Regions from separate parts of the Mus musculus genome. Here all the other regions are linked to region 3. The links are chromatin loops, found by intact Hi-C in ENCODE. Cell type or tissue: left cerebral cortex. All regions are shown on one strand.

Region 1 (8,000 bases), 330 kb before region 3:
GGCACAAGGATTGATCAATTTCATGTTGTCTGGCAGTTTTAAGTTTGTTATAAGAACTCTCTGACTATGTAGCCCAGGATGTCAGGGAACTCACTACGTAGCTCAGGCTGGCCACCAGCTCAGAGTACCAGAATAGCAGATACCACCATGCTTGTCTTAAGAAGCAACATTTGTAATTTTCAATTTGATATGTGAGAGCTGTGTAACACAATGGCGACTATGGGTTCAAGATTTTAGTTCATATATCTGAAGCACCCGTGCAACCAGGCAGATCCTGAGGTGCTAGAGCAATGATTCTCAGCCTTCCCAACACTGCCTCCTTTTAATGCAGTTCATGTTGTGGTGACCCTAAACCAGAAAAGAATTTTCATTGCTATTTCCTAATTGCAACTTTGCTACTGTTATGAACTGTAATGTAAACCTCTGGGTTTTGACCCTCCCAAATCTCCTAAGGGGTCTCGATCCACAGGATGAGACCCCCCCCACCCCGCCCCCGTGTGGAGCACGCTGCTTGAACCTGCCTTCTCTTGGGCCTTTCTATTGAACAGAGATGACCATAGGGTATACGATATAGTCCTGACCAGGAAAATTATATAAGATAAATGAAGGAGTTCAGAGAAAAGGTTTAATGTTTTCCTAGAGATAATTAGATGAAGGCCTTGAAGGGCATAGATTACTCTGTTGGATCAAATGAGAGGAGAGAGCTGGGGTAGGGACATCACGGTGAGGGTCATGGAGGAAAAGAGTGGAAGGGGACTGTCAGGTGAGGTCGAGCCTCCACTTGAGCCTTGAAGGGCGCTACTGGACAGTAAGGGACACTAAGTGACGATTTAAATCGCCAAATGTTTCTCAGGGGTACTGAAACTTTTGGCTTTGTGTCAAGCAGAAGAGTGACAGGAGTCAGTCACAAGTCCCATGGGGGTAAGGCCAGGCTGGCATAGTTTAGCTGAATGATCACAGTAGAGGACTGGCTTGAATAGAGTATTTGATGTTCTACTACGGACAAGCAGTTATCATTCTTCAAAAATGATGGATTTTTGCCTGGCTGTGTGCAGACATGGCAGAAACTACTCGAAGTGGGTGGCAGTATAAAGGTCTGAGGAGAGGCCTCCCTCCTGTCCTCTCAGACACCAGCTCTCTGCTCTTTCTTGATATCATCACACGATTATCCCAAGTATTTAAAAACAGCTACACATATGTGCGGTGCTTTGTGCCCAGCTTAAACTAGCAACAGATCAAAAGCAGTAACTATAACACAACTTTATCCTCTTTGGATGGCTTTAACAGTATTTCCATCTGGGGTACTCTGTGATTTTCTTTAAGCAATCCTTTATGCTAGACCCTTAGGTTATGTGTAGTCTTCTATCTCCAACGATGCTTCTGTGCACATGCTCAGACCTTAATCATCTTGTTTGGTATGAGCATGTCCTTACATTCAGACTTTCTGGCTAAAAAGGCTATACACGTTCAAAACTTTCATCTATTACTAGATTGTCTTTGGAGACGATGCGGTGTGTGCTCCGTGCTGAGCACGCCCACTGCCGTCTGCTGTTGAAGCTTGTTGCACACTGCTTAGCCTTGTCCATGCGGTGGTTAGCAGGGATGACCACTGTGCTTCCAGCATTTGGGGTGGGGTTGTCACCTTCTCCATGTTTGGGGGCATCGTTTGCATTTCTTTCCTTGGGTCTGTCTGCTCATTATCTGTGTCTGGTCTTCTGTTGGGTCATTACTATTCTACTTCTGGATTTACATGCATTTCTTAAATACCAAAGGAAGCAGTCCCTTGTCTGTGCCGTGAATGGAAAATATCTCGAAAGGAAACCATCAAGAAGTCTCTTCCAAACGTACAGGGACATCTCAACAATTTGTGCCTGTACTTAGGCAGACTTGGGAAGCCATGCTGGACCTCTGCACCTGGCAAAACCAGGCATGAAAATCAAAGCTAAAACCTTAGATATAGAGGGTCGAGTTTAAGATCAAAGAGTTTGTAGGTGGATTCGGAGATTAAGAACATCAGAGCAAGCCGGGCGGTAGTGGCACACGCCTTTAATCCCAGCACTCAGGAGGCAGAGGCAGGCGGATTTCTGAGTTCGAGGCCAGCCTGGTCTACAGAGTGAGTTCCAGGACAGCCAGGGATACACAGAGAAACCCTGTCTCTAACAAAACAAAACAAAACAAAACAAAACAAAACAAAACAAAAACCCAAGAACATCAGAGCAGTGGGAATGGAATACTGGGTGAGTGGGAGTGGGTTGGGGGAGGGGGACAGGAGCAGATTACAGGGCGAATCAGGGGTTCACACCAAGAGCTGCTTTTGAGACTCGCTCATGTTCAGTCAGAAATGTCAGACAACATCTTTTTGTCTGCCCTGTTCTGGTCTATGGCACCCTGAACTACACCCAACTGAGTGTGGGAAAGACTCAGATGCAGGGAGGTGTGTAGATGGATGAATGCTTCTCCGCATGAGCCGGGCCTCCAGGCACTGCCAGGTGTGTGTGTGTGTGTGTGTGTGTGTGTGTGTGCGCGCGCACACCAAGCTACTGGGACATCATCACTCCACAGATGTAGCAGTGTGTAGTGTGGACTGAGGAAGCGCGATTCAGCCCCTGCCTTTCACTCAATGTCTAGTTAAAGAGAAACATCACGCTACACTCAGTGAGAAAAGCAAACAACGTGAGACAGCATAAAGCGAAAAGCACAGACCTCCACCCTGCCGACTAACCAGCCCAGGCAGTCTGCTCTGTGTTCTGTGGAGCCCTTTTATGTGAGACGAGCACACTTGCAAGTCCGTGTTGGATATAAGTCAGTAAAGTGCTTCCACAGACCTGTTTCCATCTGTATACAAAAGAACTCCGGTACATTCTCACAGCTCCTTAGTGTTTGATCACGTGGACATGCCCCGGCTTATTTAATTAAATCTTGTCATGATGGGCACTTTAGCTTCTTCCTTATTTCTGCTTTCTTTTTTCAAACCGTGCTCCACGAATATTCAGTCTAACACTGGCAGACAACCTTCTTGTCCTTTTCCAGGCAGCCTGCAGCAGCAGCTCAGGGACCCCATGTAATAAAAAAAACCTCTATCATCCTCTAGGAACAGCTTTCACTGTAGGTAATAAGAACCGAGGCAGATCCGTGTTTGTGCGTGGGAAATCTGAGTCCCCATTTACAGGTGGACTTTAAAAGCACAGCCTTTTGACCCTCTTTGTTCATCCTAGTATTAGTGCCTGCAATTTGTGTTGGCTGCCACAAGGTGGCAGAGGAGCACCAGACTCCACTTGTTCTCGAGGTCCCATCTTTATTGTGCCCTCGCCCGGATCTTCATAAACACAATTGGATTTAACTAGAGGACCGGACGTGTCTGGTTAGGAGAATGATCAGAAAATGCAGACGCACACGTCTCCCATCACCATCTAGATCTCTGTGCTTCATTTCTGATTCAATCGCCTTTATTTCTACCCCAAGAAAAACCAGCGTTCCCAAACACTTCTGACTGCTGGTCTTTTGCTGGCCCTCCTGTGTCTACCTCTGCTCCATTTTTCATTGCTTGAAGTTAAGAGATCACAAGAGTTTGTTTTTCACCTGCCGCTCACCTTTCCTGCTTCCCCTTCTCTGCTGAGATGACGGACAGCCATGGCCTAAGCAAGTTGAGCTTCCTTCACAAGAACAGGAGCTGCCTGCCGTGGGGCTGTGCTCCTCAGGAACAGGGCTCAGTCAGCCAGACTTCAAAGCCCAGAGCGTGCGTTGGGCCCAGTTGCCCACCACCCCCTTCAGCCTCAGGAGCAAGGCTACAGCTTTCTGAGTGCTCTGACGTTCCATTTGCTTGTCCCTTGGCTCCCATCAGTTTAAAGTGTGGCTGAGTGTTTAGCAGGATATGGTACCATTTCTCCTGTTTATCTGAAATACTCAGCACCCAGCCTGAGTCGTTTGCTGTGGTGGTGGTGGTGGGGTCTGTCAGGAACTACAGCATTCGGGCATTTTGCCTTTGCTTGTGACATGGAGGGGGCATAGGCAGAGAGGGAGGCTCATTTTGGCCATGTGACGGTCATAACCACATTCCAGTGCTCTCATGGTTCATTCTGTGTGTCTAGGAGACTCGTGTTACTTTTCCCAGTCAGGAAGAACTGCACTTCCTTCCTGCTTGGTTTAAGGGCTCTTAGGCCATAATATGTAACAATTCTCATGATTTTGAATATCGTTAGTGCCCAGTTTACTAACTTATAGCTTACTTTTTTCTCAGACAGTAATGGCTGCTTTTAACTAGATGATCAGAGAAGTGGTGAGCTTATTGAGCACAGCACATCCAGAGCTATGGTGTACTGAGCACTGAAGAAAAGTTTGCAGACAGGCCTTGCGTTCTGTGGGCCATGCACAGGACTGGCTGAGGGCATTGATTAAGGACCAGGGACTCACATCTTATCACATGGAATTTTGGGAACTTGAATCAGTTTATCTGGTATATATAGTAAAAACTTCAGATTTTTATATTAACCAGGAGAACATTTACCTATGGGATGACTTTTGGGAAGGTGACATTAGCAGTGGTAGGCGAGGAAGACTCTCCTATTTGGGCGACTTTTGCACATCTTCCTTGAGTACTTAAGAGTGTATGGTAGGAATGGCTCACATCTTCTTAAAGAAGTTGAAATTCTGTGTTTTGGCTAGTGAATCTGTGACAAGAAGGGGGAACCCGAAGGTTTCCTTTTGTTTGTAGGGGTGTGATTCATCTCCTTTGGCAAGATAAAGCAATTAAAAAAAACCACAATGGAAATAAAAATGATAATTCAGCTATTAGAAGGGTTAACATCTCTGCAGCTTTAATATTACTTCTTAAAAATATGAACATTGTATGACTAGACAGGATGTTAATAACTTGACATTACAAAAATTTATTAAATTTATTTTTAAAGTGGTTTGGTTCCCCCTTTTGAATGCATAAAGCGTGTGGGAGTTGGAATGGATCTGCCCCAGGCTGCCAAAACAAGATTTTAATGGAACCGGAGTCCTTCAGGGATTGTCCTAAATCCACATAATATTCTTAAGTCCTGGTGTTTGCACTGGGACCTGTGTATTAGCAGATGTACGTGTGAATAATATACGTATATCCATCCATCACCCTGGTGACTCCACATCCTTAAGGGCTGCCGCACATCAATTATTCCACCTCAGGGGGTAGAGAGATATTTGGGCTAGCATTGACCTTCTTTTCAATCAGGGCCTCCAAACAGTATGTTCTGGAAGTCAAATAGTCCCTTCAGACAGAACCTCTGTTTGAGCACGCGTTTGGCCTGATGTCTCCATGCTGAGGAGCTGAGGAGTCAATGTGATTACCTGTGTCAGGTGTGGAGGCAGCGTCCGGGCAGCGAATGAAAATCCCGTCACTCAGAGTCACGGTCAGCATTCAGAGTCTCACCCATCTATCTCCATCTTGCATAAGTTATTAGCCAGTCTATCAGGGAAGAGCGTCAACCTCACTGAGCTGCTCTCTCTCTCTCTCTCTCTCTCTCTCTCTCTCTCACACACACACACACACACACACAGTCTTTGAAATAAATTATAGATTGAGGAGCTAGACTCACTTTCAAAGGCTTGGAGCCATTTTTATGAACTGAGATCTTGGGAGCAGCGTCTCTTTAGGAGGAACAAGGTTTTTGCCTTTTTAAAAAAATTTTTTTGTCTGTTTTCAAGAAAAAGACTTTTCAAACACGTGGTTTTAATTTTTTAAAAACACTTGGAAATTATTTCTTAAATGCACAAAGTTCTCTCCTTCAGTTTCTGATAGTTGAAGGTGTGTTCTAGATTGTTGTGACCGAGGAACCAATGACAAAGCCACTTCATTCTGTTGGGAAAATGTACAGTGACTGGCCGTTTATTTAATTGTGTGCTAAGTACCATATGATGAGAGGGTAAAGTTAAATTGATGATTCAGGTTACCCCAGCCAGGGTACAGTTTATATGGCAATTATGCTGGGTCATCTAAGTGTAATTGGCAAGTAATTTTGTAAGCGAAGGAACATGACAGCTCATTTACATGGTGTTCACCGAGTAAAATTTGGGGACATTCATCAACCACTCTCGAGTGCAGAGTGATCGCATTGATATCCCCCGGCGCTGCAGGCTGTTGGGCGATGGTGTGCGGGATGAGTCGTGAGGTGTGCACTCCCCTCTATGGTGGCTAGATGTGTGCCAGGCACTTTTGTTCCAAAGTGGGTGAGACCTCAGCCCCTTTCTCAAGGAGCTCAAGGGTGGGAAACAGACCTCTCAATAATTTAGAACAGGGGTCGGTAAGTGGAGGCTTGAAGCTTGCTGTGGTTATAAGCGTCTAGGGTGGAAGATCAGGGAAATCTTGCTAGTGAGCACACTGAATTGGATTTTAAAGGATGTTGCGGCTTTGCTGAAATAGCACTTGCCAGACAGAGGCACGGCAAGAACAGAGTCCTAGAGGAGCAAGTAGACAAGGGCGTGGAGAACCCTTGGAGTTGAGCTGATAGCACCTGCAGCCAGATAAAGGCTGAGCCAGATACATATGCCTGGCCAGCCATTCAAGGACTTAAGAAGAGGTGGGCCTCCATCTGAGCTCTTCTGAAGACGTTGTTTTGTGTAGTAACAATTAACTGTGCTATTATGGTGGACTAGGTTTTGTTCTATGTGTACCAAGGGATTTTTATCTTTATTACCACCTAGGAAATAGGCACTAAAATTCTTTTCAAAAATGAGAAAACTAAATAGACAGGGGTTGCCCAGACTTAAACAGAGAGTGACAAGGGAGCTGGGCTTTGACCTTAACTGTCCAGGTCTGAAGCCCTTGCCTGCCGCTAGCAGTAACCCACATGATGCTTCTGGCTTCCTTGGCACACTCTGCTGGAATTCTAGACTAATCGTACTCACTAGGCTCCGAGAGCGGTGAGTGTGGCCATTCTGCTCATAGTCCTATTTGTAAGTTTGAGATGAAAGTGCCTGTAGCATACTAACACACAACCAATGTGCAGTGTGGAGGGAGGCCTAAGAAGGGAAACGACGAGGCTTGGAGCTAGGGCAGTGTCCGTGTGCAGAGGCGTGGATGGGGACACTGGTCTGGGCTTGGTAAGTGACCTGGCATGTGGATCTTGTCGCATTCTTGTATGACTTCTGATTTCCAACCGAGATACTGGAGAGGTGACTTGACAGGAGAATCCGAGGAACAGGGCAGTTCACAGTGCTTGTCACAGAGCTCTTGAGTTCCTGGGAAGAACTATGTGGGCTCAGGATAAAAGTTAAAAGAGACTTCCTCAGAGATGGCTAAAATTAGAAGGGACAGTCTGGGGACAGAACTGCCCTGGGGTAGATGAGTAGCTGGATAGCCTTTGAGACTCTTCTCTCTTTGAAAATTCTCTAGTTTAAAGTAAATAAAACTTCTCCTGTTTCCCTTCCTAAACTGCCTGGATGGAAAAAAAAAAGATAAAAATCAAAGTATTCAAGGACTGGAAAATATTGAGTCCAAATGCCTTGACTATAGATAAAGGAACGGAAGCCCGGAGGGTTACATGACTCATCTGAGGACACACCCTCGAGGGAAAAGAAGACAGGGTCATTGGTTTCTCCTCCTTAGGTCTCAGTAACATTTTTGGGGGTTTGGTGTCCATGTAGGCAAGCCCCTGGTAGAAAGTGAGACAAAAGCAACAGAAGTGTTTGTCTCTAGGGAAGAGATTATTAACAATAAGGGGTTCCTGTCACATGACAACCTAGGCCATTTATCAACCCGAGAGTGTGAATTTAAACATTTATGAATGGTTAGAGAGATGGCTTTATGGGTAAGACCATTTTATCTGCAAGCAGGAGGAGCTGAGTTCAAATATTTAGTACCTACATAACAAGCCGGTCATGGCTATACATGGCTGTAGACCCAGCACTGGGGGACACATTCCAAAAGCTCACGGATCAGGCAGCCTAGCCCAAAGGGTGAGCCTCCTGTCAGGAGAGAAGCCCTCTCGCCTGGCAACTAAGAGGAACAGGGTTAGTTCTGT
Region 2 (8,000 bases), 810 kb after region 3:
CTCTGAGTGGTTCTAAATGAAAAACTGTCCTCATCGCAAGTAAATAAAGCACTTAACACGGTTTCAGCTACAACGCCGTCTCCCATGTGAACCTTAACAGTGACCTTCCTGTAAGCATCAAGGACTATAACTTTTTAGATAAAGAAATTTGTTCTTGTCTTAGGCTTGCGTCAGGTTCTTTCTCCAGTAGGCTACAGTTTTCAAAAGCAGAGGAGAGAAAAAAAAAAAAAAGTAATCCAGAATTTTTTTTTTTTTTTTTCAAAAATTCTGTTTCCAGAATGAAGTTTCCTGTCAGCCTGCCTTGGGCCTTAGGTGAAGAAGCAGAGATTAAAGAGTCAGTATTCTTTTTCATGTTTCATCTGCCAGTTTTGTGAATGTAGAAAGAAGAAAACCAGTGGCCACAGCTAAGCACCCAACTGTGGAATTAAGTAGAAAGCATGATTTTAGCACACACATCCTTACTTACTTAAACACACACACACACACACACACACACACACACTCCACTTCAATGCATTCGAAAAATCATTTTTGAATCCCAAGCAAAAGGCTCCAGTCTCTCCACTCCACCGCTACTGATGGAGGTAGCTCCGTGAGGGGGTAAGAATTGTGCAGATGTGTCCTCCTAGTGCATGCTGATAATGAAGCTCCTTGTTCAATCCTGTGAATGTGAGGCCTGGCCTGCCCGATGAGCTCACCACTTCCTAGTTACTCTAGACTTACCTGAGTACACCAAGTACTGCAGCTTTTTAACGCATATGCAAACCTCTCAACGTCCTTCTGGGAGGCGCGGTGCTAAATGCCTGCTTTGATGTGTGCTCGTCTCTTCAGTGCACTGCTTACTACTCCATGAGACACAACTCACTCACTGTTTAGACCCTGGCTTGGTTTTGTACAACAGCCCAATAGGAAGACACCACATTCTCTCCTTTTTTTTTCCCCACTTCATATCTCTAAAGACAAATATGTACCAATCTGTTAGGGTAACAGACTGATATCCCCGCTGCAGACACTGGCTTCTTTTGTATCCTTTCAGTCACTGTCTCTGTCTGTGGACAAAGTTTTCCCAAGGAAATGTAAATCCTTGGCTTGGGAACAGTGTGCAAACCCCAAGGCAACGAAGTTTGTGGGGTTTGGGGGTGAAGTGAGTATTGTTTACAAACAGAGCATTCTTGTCTATGGTCTTGAGTCAAGAGATCAAGTGACATTTTAAAAGGATGCTCAGGAAAGCTTATCATCTGTCATTTATTGGGGGAGGGGTGACTATCAAAGGTCACATATTTTACAATGTAATCCCTTCACAGTTGGCTTTGGGGTATGTCATCTGCCATTCCCTGCCCAATAGGGCATCGGGTAGTGTTTTGACTAAAAGACAAACAGACCCTCAATGATGGTTCTTTACTTGCTAGATGGGCAGATCTGAATCAGGAGAACACAAGAACTGTTTTCTTCTTACACAAATGTAAGGTCAGCTTGCCTCCTCAGGGACACAGCCTGTCTGGTGCCTTCTGTGTGGAAGTGGGGGAGGGGGGCAGTTCTCAGAGCATCAGCCACCAATGGCTACTGATACTCCCCTAGACTAAAAGTAAAAGGAAGAAAATAAAGCCTGGATCATTCAAGAAACCTAGGTAAACCTGCGTCTTCTCCTCCTCGTGTCTTCATGGATGTCTTGTAAAAAATCTAAGAAAAAGCCATGGAAACTCTGAGATCTTTAAATAAAAACTAATACCTCAACTGCATACCCTTAAAAGACAGAACTATATAGAAGTTTGGATGTGGACAGTCAGTTCCATTGAGGGGTACACAAGGCAACCAGCCTGGGAATCTTGACAGTAGAATGTACACATTAAAACAAGCCACAAAGATGCCAGATCGTGTGTGTCAGCAGTGCCCAAGCCACAGGGCACAGATGCCACAGGAAAAACCAATTGCCCTGGGTATTTCCTCTCCCTGTACTTCCTTCTTGCTGTAGTGTGTGTGTGTGTGTGTGTGTGTGTGTGTGTGTGTGTGTGTATTTGTGCGTGTGTGCGTGTGTGTACATACTCTATTTTTTTAGAACTGCCATATCAACTAACTTATGTTGTACTTATTTCTGGCTTCCTCCACAAAAGGAGCTTTGTGAAGAAGGCTGACTTAAATATCCCCTCATTTTTCCCTACTGTTCAAACCCATAACTCAAAAACAACAGCAGCAGCTACTAGATAACAGAGAATCCAAAAGGGTTAGGGTTTTTTTTTTCCTTTTTGTATTTTTCAAGTTCTCTAATTTATTACACACTAAAAATCTCTTTCAAACTGGCACCAACATGGCTTTTCTTCTTGAGCTGATTAGGGCCACATGAGCTCAGGAAAAGCTGTCAGATCCTGCCTCTGGCACAGCTGGAATGATCCAAATGATTTGCCAGTATGATTTTTTTTTCCAAGAAATAAGCTTCATCCCAAAGTTATAAATTTATATTCTGTAAGAAGTTAGAGCAAAAAGTATCCCTGATTCAGTATGAAAGAAGGCACTCTGGGAACTTCTTTTATATGAACTTAAAAACAAAAGGAAACTTAGGTAATATTTTGGTCAACATTTCATTCCCTCCTGAAACTACCATCAGATCTTCTCTGTGGATTCCAACGGTATATGGAGGTCCCGTTTAGAAAACACCAGCCCTTGAGTTGTCACTGAAGACCATGTGAAGATGGTGACCCTGGCAAATTCTGTTAAAGACCAGTCCAGGGAACAATTATGACCCAGAGACTGCTTGTCTTCAGTTGTGCACTATGACCTCTGAAACCTGTGCCATTCACCAGTGACCCAAGAACAGCCACAGTGCTGAGCGGAAGAAATCCTTGTGTTCAGTCCTTCACCTGGCCTCCTCTTCACATCAGAAGTCACCTGTCTGCCTCTTTGTCATTCAGGAATGTATTCTTGGCGAGGCATCCCTGAGCCTGGATTTAATGAAAGACTGAATTAATGTATTCATGGACCCTAATAAATTTGTATTTATCTTCTCAGCAAATGCCCTTTAAGCAGACCAAGCCCTCCTCCCTCGTTGTCTAAAGACAGCATTGCATCAGCTCTTTGTATTAGAAACGTGTTTATCTGAAAACTGTCAGGAAGGTTGGTGTTTTTAAGTGAGGAGCCGCATGGGGGGTGGAGTGGTCATTCTGTTGATTCTTTACATTCTAACTTGATCTTATTTGTTTCTTCGATTTAACCCTCTCAGTCTCTATATTCTAGAGTTGGTGTTTTCTGTTGTTTGTTGCCTGTTCTGGGTTCCACTCTGGTTCAGATTCTCCACCCAAGAAATGCCAGCCTTGCTCGCCAATTCAATTTTTTTTTTCACATGATTCTGCAAAAAGGTTTTTTTTTAGTCTTTTTGTCTTTGTTAAAAATACTAAAACCATTAGGAATCATCCTTTACTCTGCTTAGAAAGCACATAGAAAGAACTATGTCACCAACCAGATTGGAGTGTGGTGATTTCCTCTGCATAGACTTGCGCAAGCCACTGTCCTCAGGTAAAAGTCACCCAGGCCCAGCAGCTCTGAATGAGAGCACCCTGTGTTGCATGCCACGGCGGTTTAACAGGAGAGCCGTGTGGTACGCCTGGCAGTTCACCACTTTCTGCCTCCACTAGGAGTTTGGTAGCCTGGAAAGCCATGCATACAGAATGGCAGAACTTACTGTCACCAACAAAAGGAGGGCACAATGCTACCTGTGGAAGTCCACCACCAAGGGCAGGTGATGGCCCCCCAGCCTTCCAACGCCCTGCATTGGGTAGTAGCTTTAGAACAAAACTTGCCCCTGTGTGAAGCATTTATTAGGGCTTTTTCAAGCAACAGTGAAGACATAATTATTAAATTTTACAACCATTCATTTAACATATCGTGAGAAAAAAGGGGGGAGAATGGGAGAAAAACATGAAAGTCTGTCCACTATGGATGCAGAACGTAGGGGTTGATTAGTGGCCACTCTCAGATGAAGGAAGAGGTTCACCCGCCTGGAATGTTACTCTTTCCCACAGTGACTCCCTTTTTCCATCCACCCCCCCCCAAAAAAAAATCAAAATGTACTTCATGAAACTATTGTATATGAAGCACTTATTAGCCGTAATTAAATGGACAATATGAATTTACTACGTCTTTAGGACTCTGGCTTGTTCTGGTTTAGAGCAAGATGATTAATGCAAATACATATTACTTGAGATAACCATTTAGCAGCTAATTTAGCCAAATTTATTACAGCAGTTAGAGGTTTTTCATTTTAGCAGACGGAGACAAGGACATGCCAAAAGTGGGGCATGTAGACGAGTGCGCACTGCCCTCTAGTGGCCGGCAGGCTGGTGAGCTTTTGTGGGGGCGTGAGCAGTGGTCTCCACGTCCTGAAGCAGAGCCTTCCCTGCATACTCTCAAACCATTCCCCTCCATAGCACTTTATTTAGGGGGTGATTTACTACAGTTTCCCTTTTTACTAGCTCAGGAGAACCCAGATACAAATCAAATCTATTTCAACTTGGCAAGATTCTGGTTAGACTATCATTTTTAAACATCTGCATTTTAAAGCTCTCTTACAGTGGGTATTTAAAGGCACCGGTTCACATTCCTGATTGTTTTTACTTGTTCCATCATTTTGTGCCATATTTCAGCGTCTGGCTGGAGCTGTCACTCTGTTTGGCTCAAGTCAAGTCAGTGCTGTGCCTCTCTCTCTTAGGCCAGTGTCTCTCTCTGACTCAACCCGGGGATATATTTTGTTCCAACCTTCAGCTGTCTCACCACAATTTACCCTGGCTGACCAATGTAAATTTACTTCATCCAAGGACTATAAATTCTGTAGGACAAGATCAAAAGGAACGGATGGCTAAGGACACGGGTTTGATATTGCTCAGGCTGAAGGGAAGTGATCAAAGACGGGGGGGGGGGGGGGGAAGGCATCTTCAGAACCATTCAGATAACCAGAATCTCAAGGAGGGCAACTCGGAGGAGCTATGCATAAATCAGGCAGAGATTTGCCTTTCTTACCATCTGATGTTAAACCCACCGACAATATCCACACCACATTAGGTGTGCTCTGAGCCAAAAAGATTAGTAGCCCTTTTATTCTTCCTTTTCCACCACGGCTGCCCAGAAGGGAATATAGCCTCACTACAGATGCCAGGAACCCCAGCTAGGCAGCTGCTGCTCCAATGAGATGTTGATTTCATTTGTGCTAATAGCATCTTAAGTCAGGCATACGCTGGGCTCCCCAAGCTTTGGTCTCAGGTTGGGCAGAAATGAAAACCGTTCTATGCCCCATCTTAATACTACACCTTCTGTTTTGTTTTATCTCTCTTTACCCTACCCCAGTGCTGAATAAGGGTCAGTGTGTGACCAAGTACTACCGCTGGATGCAGAAGAATGGAGGCTACATCTGGATACAGTCTAGTGCCACCATAGCTATTAATGCGAAGAATGCAAATGAGAAGAACATCATCTGGGTGAATTATCTTCTTAGGTACCTTTTCCATTACATTTCTCTCTCGTTATAAACTGCATGCACTGAGGCTAATAGCCGGCAGGTCATGAGCACTGTCTTCGGACAGGGACAAGGACAGGCAGGGTGCTCTGCTTCCTGCAAGATTCAAAGAAATGGGAGATGATCAAAGCCCACTAAATCTCAGATTGTCAGTCTTTGGGCAGCCCTGTCCCCAGAGCTGCTCTCCTTCCTGGGACAAGTTCCACCCAGAGACATTTGCCTAAAGCTGCTGCATCCTAGAAATCATCTCCTTATGCCCCCACCTTTGCCCTTGCACTCTAGTCCCTGGGGAAGCAAACAGAGCCAGAGGGGAATAGCACGGACCCTTTGCTTCCTACGCATTCCATCGTTTTGATCTCCTCAACCTTCTGCACAGGTATTTGTTCTCTGGATACTCAAATTTTGGTAAGCAAGATGAGCCACTTTGCCAGAGCACTGGTAATCTCAGTGTAATTAAAATAATAATAATGACGACAACGACGACGATGATAGTAACTCCTTTGCCTGCCACTCTGGGCTTTTAGTCAAGTTTTATGTTTTTAAACTTTGTATCATAGCAGTCCAAATTCAACTGCTTCCTAAATGCTGGTACAAGGTACCTTTTCCTTCCCTTTCCTTAAGTCTGTTCTTCAACTGAGATTCCAACAAGCCGTAAAGTGACTGGATGGCTTGGGTTTGAGGGCAAGCCTTCAGGAACGTTCTCTACTGGTCTTGTCACAGAGCTATCACGGCACTTGGCTCCCGCCCACCACCGTAATTCCACTCTTAGGCCTCTGTTGTCCTAAAGGCACCAAGCAGGATCCACATGTGCACTGACTAGAAAACCTTCCAGTAGAGCTAATGAATGGAAGTTGGTGCCCTTTGGCTGATAATTTCGACAAAGGCTACCTGAGTCCCATTTCTCTTAGAGACAGCCGAATGGGGCTGGCCGCAGTGTTAACAAGCAGAACTCATCAGCACACCGGCCCTTCAGTGCTCTGCACACTTTGGTGATGGCTTGGAGGCATGAATGTGCTTGCTTTCTACACCATATCAATCAGACGCTAATGATTATTGCTCTAGAGAGGCCTTAATGGATGCCACTTACGAGGGTTTTCATCTATCTGCTTTCTTGTTTCCTTTTTTGACCTCTTCTGCTATCCTTTCTCTCTAAAGGTAAAAGTGTATGTGTTGTTTGTTTTGTTTTGTTTTGTTTTTTTGAGACAGTGTGTAGCCCTAGCTGTCCTGGAACTTACTTTGTAGACCAGGCTGGCCTCGAACTCAGAAATCCACCTGCCTCTGCCTCCTGAGTGCTGGGATTAAAGGCGTGCACCACTACCGCCCAGATCTGTATCAGATCCTATTACAGATCGTTGTGAGCCACCATGTGGTTGCTGGAGTTTAAACTCAGGACCTCTGGAAGAGCAGTCAGTGCTCTTAACTGTGGAGCCATCTCTCCAGCGTGTGTGTGTGTGTGTGTGTGTGTGTGTGTGTGTGTGTGTGTGTTTAGTGTGGCTTTCTCCGAGGGCTGATTTTCATGAGGACCGGATGGTCCCCTTTGGTTGTGATCTTTTCATGGAGGCCCCAATGTCAAGGAATCTGTTCTCTGAAGTCTTTCTATGAAATCGTCACTACTGCTACTATAGAAAGCTATGAAACTACCTGTGACAAACAGAAAATAGAACCAGACACAGATGCTCTTTTGCTGGGCAAAAGTGGTGGTGCCATTATGAAGAAATAAATGGCAGTAAACATTCACTATAGGTTAGACGCCATGTCTACCATGTTGGTGCATCATAGAGCTCTGAGGGTATCTATGTTTGTTATTCACATTCCCTGGGGTTTATTTACTGGTTATTGTGTATTTTCTTGAGAAACACACAATGGTATTTATTTATTTATCTATTTTTATTGGTTACTGTGTAATTTCTACAAGAGTCCTTTAGACTACCTCATGGCTTCCCACTCTGCCTGTGATGGCAGAAATATCAAGGAATAGGAGAAGAGTTTGGATCAACATTATTAATCTACCCCTGAGCTGAAAAGTAACAGCCCACAAGCATTTGGTAACTCTAGCTCATCAAATTCCTTATGGATAGGAAGAAAGCGGTCTGGGCATCAAAGGCCAGCCTTCAGGCTTCCACACCTTGGTCTCATGTGTGGTAGATCTTTCATGGATGACCTGAAGACCCACCCTGAGATTAATAAGAACAACCAGTGAATGGGAGACACATGATCTTTGAGACCCCGTGGCACCATGACTACAGGAAACTGATGCCCGTGGGCTGAGTCACTCACGGGTGCCATTTTGCAGGCTAGAAATCTAGTGAAAAAAATCATTCCTTGGCACAAGACAAACTCCTAAATTGGCTTTTCTTTCCCACCTTCTTAGCCAGAAAGGATTATTCTTACTCAAGCAACGCTTCACTTCTGGGCCCGCTCCATGTTCCTCTTCCACTGTTCAGGAATGTCTGCCCTCAGTCTTCATCCCATTGCCTGGCAGCGCTTACTAGAAACCCTA
Region 3 (8,000 bases):
AAAAGATCTGGGCATCTTTCAAAAGCAGAACACCAGTAAAGAATTCAGTTTCCCCATTTCATGGTTCAGGTATGGGTTTTTTTTTTTTTTTTTTTGTCTTTTATAAAACATTTAAATGACAATAGGATCTGGCGGTCACTTTAACTAGGAAGTGTAGGCAATAGTGACAATAGTGTGGTCTCTGAGGAAGAGATTCAAGGGTCAGAAATGTCACATGGCCTTTGGACAATTCCAGGGACCTCCAGGAACTTGAGCTGACCCAAAAGATGTAAATTGGGCATAAGGAGCTGTCGTGAATCTCCCGCTTTTAGGGTTTTTCCCCCTCAGCATTGGCATTGTCCTTTAGAAGAAAAAGATGATTTGGGGGTTCAGGAGTATCCAGGGGAAGTCATCCCCCCACTTCACCCCCAAGCACCTGCCTCAACACTTCCCTTTAAAGGTTCCTGTTGGGTTTCAGGCCACTTGTTAAACCTCAACCCACTGGTCTTCTAAAGACAGGGGTGAAAAACAAAACAAAACAAAACAAAAACAAAAACCCACCAAACCCTCTAAACTTTCTCCTTTGGAGTGAATTATGGCTTCCTTTGATTTAAGTGTTCTCTCATACTGACAAGGTAAGATGATAGTAGTGAAATGCAGTTTTCTTCCCATGGTGTTACTCAGATCTCCTGACACCTGTTACTGTCTTTAATTTTAGTTAATTTGGGGGCAGAAGAGTTGGGCAAGAAGATTATTGGCAGGTGTTGGAGGTAAGGTCTAAGCCAGGAGTCTCCTTTCGTAGTTCACCAGCACTAGGAGTCACCAGGACTGGCTTCGGGGCTCTGAGGAGTAGATTTAATTTCCTCCCGGAGACCTGGACGTTTTGCTAAAAAGAATTGTGAAATAACGTTTAAGAATTTTAAAGTACTTTTGGGGATCTGATGAGGGGTGACAGGAGTGGGTTTTTAAGCAGTGGCCTGCCTGTTGAGAGAGCACAAACTTCTCTTATTTGTCACCTCAGGGCAGAACTGCCCTGGACTGTCTCCTGGAACCAGAACTTCCAACTGGTTAACTCCTCTCTTCTTTGCTAGCCCCCATTTGTCTTGTAGGCAACACTCATCATTGCTCCAATTCATTTCCCAACTCCTATCTCTCCTACCTGTAGCGCCTACTAACTACTCCAGAGAGTCTTCAATAGTGTGAAGATATTGCAGCTCTGTCACCACACTTAAGAATCCAGTAGCAGTTCAGAATCCCCTCCCTACTTAACTGGAAGGGTAGCACACAAGGAGACACTCATTGAGCACCCCCACCCCAACTTTAAAGCAGAAGGCAAAGCTTCACTCACGAATGATGTTTCCCACCAGACTCTTCCATTTGTTCAACGCGGAACAGTCTTGGGTGTCTGTCTTGCCTGCTTAATACAGAACTGGCCCTAGTCTGCAAAAGGAGCTGTCCCCATTCTGCAGAGTGGCATAGTGGATAAATGACTGCCCGGGGTTTCTCCAGGTAAAAAAAAATATCCATCTAGCTCTGCACTGAGTAGCCATTTCTCTAGGCTTCCATGGGAGGCGACTAGACTAGATTCCAGAGGCCAGCAATCCAGTCCCAGGAACCGGGACTTGGCTCTGCAAAGGCATTTGTATGTAACTGCGTCTCAGCGCCTGCGGATTGGCCTATGAACCCTGGGGTCTGCATATCTGTACGGGTGTGGAAAATGCAGATGTTCTGGCTCTGGCTCCTGGCTGAGGGCGCCAGAGTCACAAGGTGCAAGTCCTGCATCCGTGCTCAGAGGCTCAGGGCAGTTGGGCCTGCTGGCCTGGGTCAGCTCAAGACTCATCACCTCACGCTTTTATTTCCACTGTCCCTGAAGATAGTCCAGCCTACTCTCCTGGCATTATAAACCCCACTCTCTCTTTTCTGCAGGCTGGCATACTCTAGAGAAGGGAAGTGTTTGAAACTGCAACTGAGTGGCGTTGTTGCGCCAGCAGCCAAGCTTCCCAGTCCCCAAATGAGAGAGAGGGCGGGAGAGAGAGGGAGGGAAGGAGGGAAGGAGAGAAGGAGAGAGAGAGAGAGAGAGAGAGAGAGAGAGAGAGAGAGAGAGAGAGAGAGAGAGAGAGAGAGAGAGAGAGAAGAGAGCGAGCGCAGAGGCACACAGAGAGAGGGGGTGGGGGAGAAGCGAAGGAGGGGGAGGGGGAAGGGGGTGTGTATCAGCTTGCAGGAGAAGAGAGAGCTCTGGAGCAAAGCAACTGGAAAATGCCCAGAAATACTTTCCCAGTGGTCAAGCTGGGACCCCCCCGCGTGTCCTCCCTCTCTGGGTCCCTCCACTCTTAGGCCCCCGCCGCCCCCTGCAGGGAGGGTGTGCTCCCCCACCTGCCCGCCGGCCGAGCCCGGTGGCTGCGGCGAGGGGGCTTGCGGCCGCGCGCCGGCCCGAGCACCCGGAGGCCCCGGCCGGGCTGCCCGCGGGACCGCGCGGCCGCCTCCCCCGCCGCCCGCCCCTCCTCCGCCGCCGCCCGCGCCGGCCGCCTGTCTCCGCGCCGGGCATGTCTCGGGAGCCGGGGCGGCCCGGGCCGCGGGCGCTGTGCGGCGCATGGACCGAGGCGGCCGGCGAGCAGAGGGAGGACCAGGCGCGGGCAGCCGAGGAGGCGGCGAGCTGCGGCTGGGAGCACTCCGGGCGCGAGGGGACGTCCGGCCGCCGGCGACGCTCGGGCCCCACTACTTTCCCGTAGCCTCCCAGGCTCAGCAGCGCGGCCGCCGCCACCGTCGCCGCCACGGCCACGGCCACGGCCGCCGCCCGCCGGGGCCCCCGAGCGCCGCGCACGCCCGCACTCTCTCCCGCCAGCCCACGCACACGCACACCCCCGCCCTCCCCACGCCCCCCGCCCCGGGAGGGGGGAGCGAGGCAAAAAGTAAGAGAGGAAAAAAAAATTGCAGGAAGATGGCGCCCACCAAGCCCAGCTTTCAGCAGGATCCTTCCAGGCGAGAACGGTAACACTTTTCTGTTTATTGAACCTGCCGCCCGCGCCCAGCTCCCGCCGCCGCCGCCCCCCGGGGGGGCGGGCTCGCTTCCCTCCGCAGCCCGCTTCGGGGACCCGGCCCCGCGGTCCCGGGGGCGGGGGGCTGCGCTGCCCGGTCCCAGCGCATTGTCCGCCCGCGGCGGCTGCGGCAGCGAGCGGGCTCTGGCGGCGGCGGGCGGCGAGCAAGTCGCACCTCCTGAGCTCGGCGAATGGAGTGACTCGCTGATAGAAAAAAAAGGAGGAAAAAAAAAAAGCAAAAGAAAGAGAGAGAGAGAGGAAAAAAAAGATTGAAAAAAAAAAAAAAGACAAACAACCCCAAAAGAGCTGTGTGTGCCGGGAGCCGCGGGAGGGAGGGTGGGGGCCGGGAATCCCCCGGCCGCCGCAGGTCCCGCTGCAGCTGCTCTCTAGGAAGGGAATGAGCTGGGGAGGGTGAGGGGAGGGGGAGGAGGCCGGGGCGGGAGGCGAGCGCAGGGCTCCAGGGGCCGTCTCCGAGAGCTGCTAGGCCGGGCGGGCGCAGCCAGGCGCGCCGCCTCCCGCTGCCGCTGCCCTGAGCCCAGCAACTTGTGGGTCCCCGACTCTGCCCTCCACTCTCGCCCTCCCCTTCTCTCCACCCCCTCTCCAGGAGGAAAAAAAAAATTAAGAGAGAAAGAAAAAGAAAGAAGAAACCCCTTAAGTCTAAATGAGCAAACAAACAGCAAGATCCAAAATACGTCAGTGGTCTGAGCATCTCTACCCCGTTAGTTACTGTTTGGGGAATCTGTGTTTGAAAAAGTTCCTGGTGAGAATTGCATATCCAGGCGAGGGGCTCAGTGGAGCATATCTGTCTGAAGTTAGTTAAACTACTAGAGCCAAAGGGAAAGGGAGTTTGTGTTCAAAACATCCCTAACCAACCTACGTGAACAGCATTGTTAGGTTTCAGAGTGACTGAACCCCGCCCCCCAGCTCCGATGTGCTTCCCTCCCGCTGTCCACCCAGCCTACTTTGTTTAGAAGCCTATTTGCTATTAATTGACAGCGTTAATGACATTAATTGCGTATAGCATATCGGTTTGAGCAAAGTGAATATCTCTTTCTGTCTCCAAGAGGAAAGGCTCAGTAGGAAGTATGAAATGTTACCCATTGATTCAAGAAGAAAACAAATACAGAGTTGTGCACCCCCACCCAGCAAGCGGTTACTTTCCTCACAGGCTTAGGAGAATTTGAAAAGAAGCGGAGAGAAGAGAAGTGCTTAGATGCAAGACTCGGTTATCATATGGATAGTTTTATTTTGAATACAGCATAGCTTTAGTGTAGCAAACGAAGACGGAGGGACACTCAGAGAACTGTTCATTTAAAAACCTGCCATTTTGGTAGTTTTATTTTTTTTCCTGCTATACATTATTTTCATTTTAAAAAAAGACAGCAGACGGAGTAGGATTAAGCAAACAGCTTTAAAAAGTAGACACATAGTCGATTTATTCTAAAGTCTTAGCTAATTCTATGAAACTCCGTGTACTGGAGGAGTCATATGCCATCTAGTTTTAAAAGATGTTAAATGCTGTGCTCATCAATGATTACTTTGAAACTAGAAAATCACACATCTGAAGATAGCTGAAAATGAACATCTAGTTCTTAATATTTGTGTCTCATGAAGAATTAACATCTTAAACATTTTACCCTTTAGAGACAGAAATCTATTCTCAGATCATTGTGCAAAGCTTTGAATGGTGCCTTTTATGTAACGAGGTGATAAATACTTTGAAATCAATTTACAGTTGACCCCATCCCCCCATTTGCCTTGCCCATCCCCCTTCCCTCCTCCTCCTCTCCCTCCTTGCCTCCCTTTCTCCTTCCTTTCCTCCTAGTTACTTTCTTCCCTTTTCTGCTGGTAGTAAATGCATTTGCTAGGATTGCCCCAGTAATCTCTCTAGCTGAGGCCTATTTGTGTGCCATTTTGGGAATTTCTCTGAGATAGGAATCTTGAAGATAGAATTAATTTCTAGAGGAAACTTCATAGCCTGTGCATGAGTGCGTCCTTTATCACCTGTCTCCATTTGGCATTCGAGGAAGGTAAATCAAAGTGTGCGATTTGTTATTCTGCTCCACTTGAGAGCCGAACTAAATAACACTTGGTCTGAAATTCTGATTGAAGGTGTAGGGGGATATACTATGTTTAATTTAATGCCCTTTAATAGCATCTTCTTGTTCAGCTTGGATGCTGTCCCTTTAAAGGTTGGATCTAAGAAACTTTAACCTATAGGGCAAGGGAGGACTAATAAGTCCGTAGGAGACAGAAGGGACATTATAGAAGAGAGGAAGGAAGAAGTTATAAACTGTTTGAAACAGTAATAGCTACAAACTTGGTCCATTATCCAAACAGTTGTTTTATGCTCCGAGGATTCACTCTGTTACCAGGATTTTAAATGCTCTTAACACGTTTAAGTGTAAAAGTCACACGTATAAGTTGTTTTCATTTTGTAATGAGAAATGAGAAGTCAGATGGTTTAAAAGGAAGTTGCTTTTCATAGAGCCCTCTTTCAACTAAGTCAGTCTTTCCACCTTGGTTTGTTCTTTGCCCCTGGAACTGGGTGGTTATTACTATTTCTCTGCAGGAGCAGCTGAAGACAAATATGTTAATAAATGATGTGTCCCCTCCCCAACCTCCATAGACACGTTTTAAGTTTTTTGTTTCATTTAAAGAGTGGTTCCTGACTTACTGGCCACACAGCTATTTATGAGTGCTTTCCTGCTTTTCAGTTATGTCCATGACCAAAACTAAGGAAGAGGTGTCATTTGCATTTATCAGGCATACCTCCCAAATATAGTAGTATGCAAAGACTCTGTCTTTACATCCCGTGCATAGAGACTTGTCTTTAATGACAGTTAGCAGTCCTTGAAGGTCTCTGAATCATACATACAGAGAACATGGCTCTAGGGCTTGAAAGAGTAAGTTGAAAACCTTGTGTATGTACACTTGTTTGATTTTCTTTAAACTCTAACAGGCTGCAAATTATATAGCACTGCCACAGAGTTGTTCCGCTCTATGGACCTATAACCAGGAAAATTAGAGAGCAGCGTCAAGCATGTGTTCTGCCCATGCTGGTTTGCAAGGCATTAAAAGGTAGAGGTGGTGGCTGGCACTTTTCCTAAGGTATTCCTACAACGCTAGCTTAAACAGTGATAAATGATGATATGCGTTGTCTAACTCTTGCTTATATATATAAATAGCTCCACAAGATTGCTTAAATGATAATCGAAAATATGAAATAGGATGGCCTTCATATTACAAGGCCAAGGGTCTACAAATGGAAAAACTGAAATAATGAAATATTTCCAAGGCAACAGGCTGTCAACAAGAACTGTAATGCATGGGCATATCATAGATCCACCAGAGAGGATATTAGATGGCAGGGCTCCAGAGTCAGGAGTTACAGTGACCTGTGTTGCACAGGACCCTCCCACATCACAGAATGCTTTCTGACTCCTAATTTCTGACTTATGAATTGAGAGATATAGAAAGATACTGCAAAGGTCCAATGTGCCATTCATTAGATTTGATTTTTTTTTATGGTGCACTAACTGGAATCAATATCATTTAATGCTCTTTTAAAAAGAAAAACTTACATGAGTTCTTTTTCTCAATTTGTGATATTCTGTGAGTAGAGGTTTTGTGTATGTGTGTGTGTGTGTGTGTGTGTGTATGTGTGTGTGTGTATCATACTATAGTATGGAATATACATATGTTCAGGAGTAAAATTATAGGATGGTCCATTCTCAGGACAAAGATGCCTTAGGTAGCCTTAGAGTTACAAGTTGCAGATAGCAAGCAGTCCTGGGCCCTTGCCCTAACAGCCAGTAAGTGCTTGTAGAAGCCTTCTAACTACCTCCATTCAAACTAGAAATTGAGCTCAGAGTGGAAAATTACTAGCAGCCAAACTTGCCGAATGGTTTGCTGATGTGACAAAGTCCATGCATCTGGAAGGTCCCTAAGCAAACAGGATCTTGGGGGAAGGATGAACGAGCAGTAGAGTCTTTGCTGAGAGATGTGGACATAGGAGCATCTCGTAAGAATTAAGGTTAGGAGTTGTTCAGAAAGTTCATATACCCCTGTACTAATAGGTCACTGGGAAGTCAGGGAGAGCCCTTTATACCAGGGGATAAAATGCTTGCTGTAATAGCCATGGCTATACTTGCTCACCAGATACCTGATCCTACAAGACCACCATTGAAAATTTAATCCCACTGCCCTACTAGTGTCCAAGTCCATTCTTTTGGTGTGGGCATGGATGATTGTTCCCACACTCTACATAGTACAACTTAGTTTTGGCCAGAAGTTATACATAATTAACATTTTTCCTGGCAATAAATCAGAATTATATTGCCCTTTAAATATAACCTACAGATTAGGACAGTTTGATAGGTTTAGTAATATGAGTTTTGTTCTTGCCTCTTCCGCAATCCTTCTTCACAGCAGTTGTGTATAGCAAAGTGGTTTTATGAGAGTGCAGAAATTTCAGTGACCCCTTTGATTCCCTGCTTGAGATCCTAGACTGGGATTCACTGGCATGCTATAATTTCATTTGTTTACATCAGGTCTGCTTCCCAGGGCCCCTGCTCTGTTGTGGGATTTTCCATGATCAGAGCCCAATGTGTGTGTGTGTGTGTGTGTGTGTGTGTGTGTGTGTGTATGTGTGTGGTGTGTGTGTGTGTGTGTGTGTGTGTGTGTGTGTGTGTGTATGTGTGTGGTGTGTGTGTGTGTGTGTGTGTGTATGTGGTGTGTGGTATGTGTATGTGTGTGGTGTGTGTGCATGTGTGTGTGTGTATGTGGTATGTGATATGTGTGTATGTGTGTGTGTGTGTGTGCGCGCGCGTGCGTGCGTGCTAGGAAGCAACCATGAGTGGGGATATAGAGGATTGTAGGGAAGTGGTCGTTTATAATATTGAGGGACATCATGTATGGGAGTATCTACAGAAATAGCACACTGAGTTTAGAATGACTCCTAGTAATGTTTTCCCTTATTAACAC

Evidence for each region. Peaks named below come from ENCODE experiments on the same cell type or tissue, not always from the same donor. Only the 100,000 strongest peaks of a DNase experiment are listed, where the experiment ranks them.
Region 1: it touches region 3 in a loop (4-fold over the local background); 11 of 42 quality-filtered maps call a loop at or near these places.
Region 2: a loop joins it to region 3, with 4 times the contacts of the local background. A loop is called at or near these places in 10 of 42 quality-filtered maps.

What each region holds. Positions count from the first base shown.
Region 1 is chr12:52,915,871-52,923,870 of GRCm38, forward strand. The region is part of intron 5 of Akap6 (A kinase (PRKA) anchor protein 6); the gene reads left to right. Among named protein-coding and RNA genes, the nearest start is that of Gm51971, 120 kb to the left of the region's middle. In left cerebral cortex, a CTCF peak has its summit at 3,242 (motif pointing right); a DNase peak (open chromatin) is centred at 3,319.
Region 2 is chr12:54,056,652-54,064,651 of GRCm38, forward strand. Npas3 (neuronal PAS domain protein 3) reads left to right here. Exons shown (of 12, transcript NM_001370962.1): 10 at 5,332-5,479. Among named protein-coding and RNA genes, the nearest start is that of Gm35818, 81 kb to the right of the region's middle. In left cerebral cortex, a CTCF peak has its summit at 4,319 (motif pointing left); a DNase peak (open chromatin) is centred at 4,317.
Region 3 is chr12:53,250,129-53,258,128 of GRCm38, forward strand. The region is part of intron 1 of Npas3 (neuronal PAS domain protein 3); the gene reads left to right. It overlaps Gm51419 (a long non-coding RNA gene), which reads left to right and starts at 3,011. Exons shown (of 2, transcript XR_003950183.1): 1 at 3,011-8,000. In left cerebral cortex, CTCF peaks have their summits at 3,176 and 3,468; DNase peaks (open chromatin) are centred at 1,567, 1,895, 2,205, 2,897 and 3 more places; H3K4me3 peaks cover 2,858 bases; H3K27ac peaks cover 1,010 bases.